Regions from separate parts of the Homo sapiens genome. Here regions 1 and 3 are each linked to region 2. Evidence: chromatin loops called from intact Hi-C (ENCODE). Cell type or tissue: dorsolateral prefrontal cortex. All regions are shown on one strand. Region 1 overlaps DIRC3 (disrupted in renal carcinoma 3). Region 2 overlaps DIRC3 (disrupted in renal carcinoma 3). Region 3 has its middle 120 kb from the start of DIRC3-AS1.

Region 1 (2,500 bases), 91 kb after region 2:
CATGACCCAGCCAAGTTGACACATAATATTAACCTTCATATATGTGAATATCTTATGTAGGAAAGTGATCTCAAGGAGAAGTGAGGGAAAAGGAGCATGAAACAAGGAAGTGGGGAGATCCAAAACAATGAGGAATTCCCAGGTTGGTCATGGGAAACTGGCTGATTCAGAGGCTGGGTGGAGGAGGCATTTTTTTCCATCAGATCTCAGCCTCTACTGGTTACCTTGAAAGCAGAAATCATATCCAGTCATCTCTTCACATGCACATCACAGAAGTCTCAGCTTGAACCAAAATAGGTGCTCAGGAGGATATTTGCAGATGCGGTGCAGAAGGGACTATGCTTGGACCATTCATGGAAGGACCTCCTACCTGATACCCTGATGCAGAAGGCTGGGGAATGATCACATTATGTCCTCTGGTTGAGTTTCAGAACAGGTGAGGGCCTTGGTTATCTGGACTGTGTTAGGGATAGACTTAGCTCAACAAAGAGGGGCTGGGGAGAATCCATGTGCCTCAGTGGAGCCCCTTTCCCTTACAGTGAGGGCCTTAAGAAGCCGAAGTGTAGTTTAAGCAGAAGCTGAGTTCTTGAGATTCTATCCAGGGGAGGTTAAGTGTTGGCCCGTTTCCTGAAGAGCCAGTGCTTCTAGGTTCTGAGAATTTGTTCCCTAATCTCTGCTTACAGGACTCCAGGCGGCTGGAGTCTGCATGAAAGGGGCCTTTGTCTGATATGGGAATGGTTTTTGGGGCTAATCTCTCCTTGGATGCATTTTAATTCACTTTAATGACTCTGCCTCCTGTCAGGCTTTTCTTCTGTGAGGGGGGTTTGTTAAAGAGATTAGGAGGAGTGAACATGAGCCCCTGAATCTCGCCTTCCTCTGAGGTTGCTGTTACAGGAAAAATAGTGTTCTGCAAAATGTATTAGGATGCTCTGGGAGCCAGTGGGGAAGGAGCAGAGTGGAGAGTAGGAAAAATATATATCTAATAAACACACTCACATATAAACACTCTGCATGTACTTACACCAAGCACGTTCACCAGCCTGCTGCCGTTTCCCCCAGCCCCCACCACCAGTGGTGGGAGTCGAAGCAGACAGGACAGAATGATGTCATCCCTAGGACACTGTCCTTTCTCTTGTCTCTCTCTCCCTCTCCTCTAGTTCTGTATAAACACAGCTGTTTGTGAGGAATGCTGGCTTGGGAAAACATAAACTGTCTGCATTAATGACCTTTCCTCCCTGCCAAACACCCCTTCCTACTGAACGTGGGAGACTGGAATGCTTTCAGCCCAGCAGGCCCATTGTCTTCATGTCTGCAACACCAGGTTTTTTAGCTTTCTGCTTGGGCCTGGGGTGACCAGACTCAGGGACCGTACAAAGCCCAGCAGGGCAGACAGAAGTTCATCAGCACTCTGGTTGCAGGTGATACTTCAGACCACCTGTGAAAGATTCCTAGGGGACTGCAGAGAGGGGAGGAGGGCGTCTCTTTTCTGGGCTTGGGGAATGCAGGGTGGAGGTTGGAGGGATAGCAGGGATCCACAGTGGATACAGGTGCTCCCTGATCTGCCAACTTTGCCCACTGGGAAGCCAAGGGGGAAGAAAATAGCAATGGTGGGCTTTGGCCCTCTACTTAGTGTCAAGCTATCGAACTGGGCATTAAGGGCAACCCCACCCTCATCATAGCAACTCACCCCAGCTTCCACTGCATTTACAGTCGCCATTTGGGACCAAGAGCCTTTTATCCTTTCAAAGAGTAGAACACAGGGGCAGCTAAAGGGAGAACCCAAGCTTGAACTCATGCAGTCCAGTTTCTTTTGAAATCCCACAGTACTGTGGTCCATAGTAATTTATTGACGGTGATTTTCCATTTCCAGATGGTGACCTTGGGGCCTTGGAGGTTAGGATGGTTTTTATTCAAGCTACTGAACTTGGCATTTTGGCTGAGTACATGTTTGCTTCCTGGCCACTTGCCCCCAGCCCAGTCTACTAAATCTCTCTCTGTGTCCCACTTTCTTACGTGGTTTTGTGACCACAGCTGCAAAGAAGTAATGACTGCTCTCTGGGCCTCCCTTTCCAAGGGTCAGGCACCTTAGATGGGGCCCAGGACAGCTGCCATTGTGGAATGAATGGGATTCAGTGCCAGAAAGGTGGGGGTGGGTGGGGAGCTAACAGTCTTCTGAAGTCTCCTCTTGGGTTTCCATGGGGAGAGAAGACAAGCCTTCACCCACGTATTCATGCTAAGTACAAATCACAGAGACATACCATTGGGCTACTGGTTACCTCTCTTGCCTACAAGTTGCCAAGAAAAATGCAGGTCTATAACCCACACTTACGGACTACCTGCTGTGTGTTGGGCAGGGTACTAGATGCTTTGCATCTGTTCCAATTTTATCCTTGCAACAACACAGTGTTATTAGGTAGTGCTATTTTATATTTAACAATGAAGAAATTGAGAAAGGTAGTTTCAGAAACACTATTCAATGAGTCAGTGATGAAGCCAGGAT
Region 2 (2,500 bases):
CCAGAGCTGGAGCCAAGACAGGAAGTGGGCTTGGCTTGCACGAGGTGCATATGCTGCATGGAAAACCACTCTACGCTGCTCAACTCCCTGTCTTCCTAATTCCCCTCAGCTTCCAGCCTCTGCTGACCCTGGGAACAATGCAGCACTGTGCTGAGACTGTGCCTTTTGTAATGGCCTGGGAGAGGAAGAAAGGAGAAACTGGTCTGGGCGTCTGCGTGTGTGAATCACCCGTGTCACATGGCCAGGCCGGCTGCAGCGTCTCCCCGGGTCTGCACAGGGCACACAGGGAGCATGGCCTGAGCCCATGCCTGGAGGCTGGTCAGCCAGCTGCAGAGTGCCCCACTCTGAACCACACAGCCAGGGAGAGGATGGAGAAGGGGGAAGGTCTGGTGCCATGAGGGCCTTGGAGGACATTCCTTGTTGCCGTGGGGGCAGGCTCTGGGCCCTGGATGTCCCCCGCAATCCCAGATCATTTGTGGAGATTGGGTCTGATGTTCGTGAAAGTCACAGACTTTTTGGTTCATCACTGAGACCTGCAGGACGCTGGCTTGTCTGTTGATTCAGGCAAGACACGTCTCCTTCAGTGTGGGGGCTTTCTCCAAGGACCAAAATATGTCCAGGGTATGGAGAAACCACCTTATTCTGGAGAAAAGAGGGTACAATGAGGTGGGCAGGAGCCAGGGCTGTTCTGTTTTCTAGAACCTTCTAAATCCTGGCTTTAGAGTCACAAGCAAGAGACGCTAAGGCAGGCTCCTCGGAGGGCAGGTTGGAAGATGGTTGGTGTCAGGACAAGAGGAAGATTCGGGCCAGACACCAAGAAAGGCCTGCGCTGTTTGAAGACAGAGCAGATTACTGAGGGTGGTTGCAGCACCCCCCCAATCCCTGTTTCTACTTGGAGAGGGCTTGCACTGCGTGGAGGCACGGGAATGGATCTGTGACCCTGGGCAGTCGGAATTAACCTGACCTGGCCAGCCGAGGTGCCTTCTCACAGACACCCTGCAGAGGGCAGTGTGGTACTGCGGGCAGGACTTTGTTGCCTCATCAACTTTTCTTTCCACCCTGCGGCCCTCCTAATCTTTTAAAATCAAAGCTGCTTAGACACAACCTGAGCGCTGCTTGAATGACATGGATTTAGCCTGGTGCTCTGGGCCCCCTTTGCTGAGGGAAGCCCTCCAGCCTTGGATGTGCTCAGAGAGCTTACCTAACTCTCCCCTCTGCCTGCTTCCAGGCCTTGGGGACAACAGCTAAAAGTGGCTGTGTAGATGGGCAGAATTTGGTTGTACATATGTAGAGCCTCAGGATTTTCAAAACACATTTTCATCTGCTCCTTGAACCCATTCTTAGAGGTGGATGGGATGCTCCGTTTTATAAGAGAGAATTGAGACCCAAAGAGAGGGGAAGTGACAGCTCACGGGGGCCCAGCTGATTCGAGGCAGAGACACGTGGGGGACCCTGGTCTTCTAACCCTCAGTCCAGTGCTCATTCTACCCCTTGCGAAGCCCCTGAAATGCAACCGGTGTCAGTCCCCTCCACCAGCCGACCTCCCCCTCTTTGTGGTTCTGTTTTCTCCCAGGTGAGGGGGGGTGAAGATGCCTCTGCTACTCCTAGATCCTTGAGCCACTCCCTGGCCAACTGTATGATCTCTGGTAAGTCCCCTCGCTGGGATTTGCTTTTCCTACCAGAACAATGAAGTTATTGGATCAGATGATCTCGAAGGTAGCTTGGAACCTTGACCTTTCCTGGTTCCATGTTTGGGCTGTGTCCCCAGTTACAAGTTATTTGGTCGAATTGAAGAATAGAACCTTGCAGGGTGGTGGGTGACAGATGCAAACTCCAGCTGTGAATCTGACCAGACTCTGTGCATTGAGCTGGTTGTTTTCATGTGGAGGGTGCAACCTTGTTCCCCAGGACTTGAGAGAGTCAGGTCAAACCACATGAGGACATTCTGCTTGCTGACAAATGGCATAGACGGTGGTGTCAGTGGATGTGAGTGACAGTCGTCAACTGTGCCCCACAGAGCTCCACACTGAGAGGCCGGTTGTCGGATGCTGGGGGGACAGTGCACTCTTCCAGGGCTGTGCTTCCTGCTCCATCTCCCTAGCAGCCCTTTGTATCCCCGGCAGTTGGGAGTCGGCACGAGCTCTGTTTCTGTGCTGGTTGCCTCAGCAGGTCTGCTGTTTTCCAGGAGGAGTGCATAGGAAAAAGAAAGAGCCAAACCCTTCAAGGCACACCCAGGGTCACAATTACAAGATATACTTTGGATGTGTGGGATGGGGAGGAGTGGAAGGACAGAGCAACATAGACAGAGCCTGAAAGTCAGAATTCCTTTTTGACATCATCAACCACCATTCATTGAGCACTGAGCATGTGCTAGGTACTATGTACCCACAACTGGGTACAACTCTTAATAATCTCATTTTACAGATGATGACATTGAGGCCCAGAGAAACTGTGTAACTAGTCCAAGATGGCACAGCTCAACAGAGGTAGAGTAGTGATG
Region 3 (2,500 bases), 550 kb after region 2:
CTGCAGGATCTTGGCTGAGCAGTGGTTTTCTGCTTCTTTAAACGTCAAAATTAACCTGATTGAGTGAACTATTCAAAAAGCACATCCATCAATTTTTGTTTCATCTGAGGTTTGGAGTGCCAAGGACTTACAACATAAGGCCTCAGACCACTCTGGTTTAATGCCAGGGGATACTTAGGGGTTCCTGGGGATGGTAATTATGATCATAACCCTCTGCCTGCCAAACTCCTATGCACTACACCCAACCCAGATGCTACTCTTCCTGTGAGATCTTACCCAGATCCTCTCTGGTTCCTCTGTGGTCCTCTAACACTTGGTGTGGCTTCTTTGGCTTAACTGGACAAGTCACCACGTTAATTCATTTATTTTCCTTCATTAAAAAAATTGTTCACCCATGACCTCTGCAAAAATAAATAAATAAAATAGAAAGAAATGCGTAAAAACAAAACCTACCCTTTACTCTCTCCTCTCAGAAGAGAGAACCACCGTTTGTAATCAGCACAAGGAAAGTGGGAACACTAAAGAAATCACTATAAGATAGCAGCTGCCCTCAAAACTAAAACCAGTCACTTTAAAATACATGCTCCCGTGTGATCCCTGGATGAGGTTCTTTTCTCTTTAGTAAAACGGAGATTTTCAGGATTCAACCCGGAGAGGTAAAATCACTGAGCTTATAAATGAGGAAACTGGAATCAAAGACCTGAATTTTTGTCTTTTCCTTTTTCCCACCATGTTGTGTCCCAGTGTGCCCCAGCATCCTTAGAGACAAAGGCCTGGAGGAAGCACAAAGAGACTTCTATTTTCATCTTTTGGTTCTAGCAAGATGAGGATCAGCAGGCAGGCAGACACACTTGGGAATAATGGCTCTGCTCTCTCAACCGAGCCCCCGCCCCAGTGCCTTCATCCCCACTTTGGGGTGACCTCGGCAGAACAAGCTCTCTCTGTAATGATCACTTCGTCAGCAGGGGCTGTGTATTTAGTAGCAGGAAATATAAGCTTTTGTGGTCAGTGTGACGTCACCCCACCCACTAAACAGGCCTTTATAATTTGACCACAAAAAGGCTTGAAAGGGATAGACACATACACGCAGGGAAGGAGGCGATAGGACTGTCAACAGTTGTCTGTGTAGTGAAAGGAGCATTGTGTCTTCCAAATGTTTCCCGAAAGCCTGATGTTTGGTCTGCTGTAGACAAAACATCTGGATGATATATGGCGATTTCTCTTTGTATTTGAGTGCCCCAACTCATCTCCTTCCTTTCTCCTCTCTCTTTTCTACCTCTCGTTTTCTCTTTTCCTCATTCCCTTCATCCTCCTGCTTCCCTTTTTTCTCTTTTTACTCTGACTTAATCTAAAATAGACAAGTATATATTTTTAAATCATTGAGTTGTTTTCAAATGTTTTCACATGATGTGCATGTGAGCACACACATACACACACCAATTTTACTGTTATTTTCCTAGATACTTTACTGTTAGAGGGAGAGAAAAAGGAGAAGGGGTGACAGAGAGAGAGTAATTTTAAAAGACATAGCTAACATATCAATGTATCATTAAAAATTGCTTTCCATAAATGTCTTGGTTTTATAACTAATTCTGTAGAGGAGCAGAGCTAAATGGCCCAGTACCTTTTAGTGTCACATTGTGCAAGTTCAAGATAATATACTGCTGGATATTTCACTTTATCTTTTGTTTTCCTTTTTATTTTAAATGAAGAAAGGCACATGCTAGGCATTAATATGAACACTCCCATTAAGTACAAAGAGAAAAATAAAATAAAGATTGATTGACATGGACAAGTAAACAAAAAAAGCAGATAACCTGAAAAAGGAGGGTAGAGAGAAACTGAAAGAAATTGTCTATACGCTACCTCTGTATAAACTTTTTACTAGTTTTTCAGATCTTTGAGCCTAGGAGGGGAGAGAGAGAAAGAGAGAGAAAAGAGACAGAGAGAAAGAGAGAGAGAGAGAGAGAGAGAGAGAGAGCAAGAGAAAGAGAGATGAACATGAGAGGTGATGGCTGACGTGTCTGACCTCTGAATTAGGCTGCTGGAAAAATATGGCTTCCCCTGATTTGTGCCGCTGTGGAAAACCCCCTCCCAGGACTTCAAGCTTTCCTCTGAGGCACAGGCAGCAGGAAACACCTGCTTCACTTCTCCCCTGATGTTTTTTCCCCTTTTAGGGAGTCTGGGTCTCCTCCCCCTCCCTTTCTGCAGTGCACAAATGGACAAGCAGTTTTCCACATGCCCCAATCTTTCCTAAGAAAGGAAGTACGGAATCATCTATTAGCGACTGATGCACTTTGATGGCTTCCTTACCCCCACTTCCTTATTTTCTCTTCCAATTGACCTTTATTATAGCTTCCTCAACCCAGTTCCGCTTCCCAGCTCTTGTACTAATAATATTTTTCTCCAGAATAAATGAAGCATAAGAAGTCTATCCAAAAAAACTGAGAGGCAAGTGTACATACTGTTTGTCATGATTCCTTATTTTGGGTTTTGCCAT

Evidence for each region. A loop is a pair of places that touch in the nucleus more often than their neighbours do. Peaks named below come from ENCODE experiments on the same cell type or tissue, not always from the same donor. Only the 100,000 strongest peaks of a DNase experiment are listed, where the experiment ranks them.
Region 1: it touches region 2 in a loop (8-fold over the local background); 3 of 110 quality-filtered maps call a loop at or near these places.
Region 3: it touches region 2 in a loop (18-fold over the local background); 30 of 110 quality-filtered maps call a loop at or near these places.

The regions. Positions count from the first base shown.
Region 1 is chr2:217,621,087-217,623,586 of GRCh38, reverse strand. All of the region lies in intron 2 of DIRC3 (disrupted in renal carcinoma 3), which reads left to right. Among named protein-coding and RNA genes, the nearest start is that of DIRC3, 170 kb to the left of the region's middle. In dorsolateral prefrontal cortex, no CTCF peak of the experiment used is centred here; DNase peaks (open chromatin) are centred at 1,084 and 1,283; H3K4me3 peaks cover 439 bases; H3K27ac peaks cover 1,190 bases.
Region 2 is chr2:217,712,175-217,714,674 of GRCh38, reverse strand. The region is part of intron 2 of DIRC3 (disrupted in renal carcinoma 3); the gene reads left to right. Among named protein-coding and RNA genes, the nearest start is that of DIRC3, 77 kb to the left of the region's middle. RefSeq lists an enhancer at 901-950. In dorsolateral prefrontal cortex, CTCF peaks have their summits at 99, 800 and 1,002 (motif pointing right); DNase peaks (open chromatin) are centred at 224 and 994; H3K4me3 peaks cover 978 bases; H3K27ac peaks cover 1,482 bases.
Region 3 is chr2:217,161,257-217,163,756 of GRCh38, reverse strand. No RefSeq gene overlaps it. Among named protein-coding and RNA genes, the nearest start is that of DIRC3-AS1, 120 kb to the left of the region's middle. RefSeq lists an enhancer at 2,017-2,311. In dorsolateral prefrontal cortex, a CTCF peak has its summit at 1,105; a DNase peak (open chromatin) is centred at 976.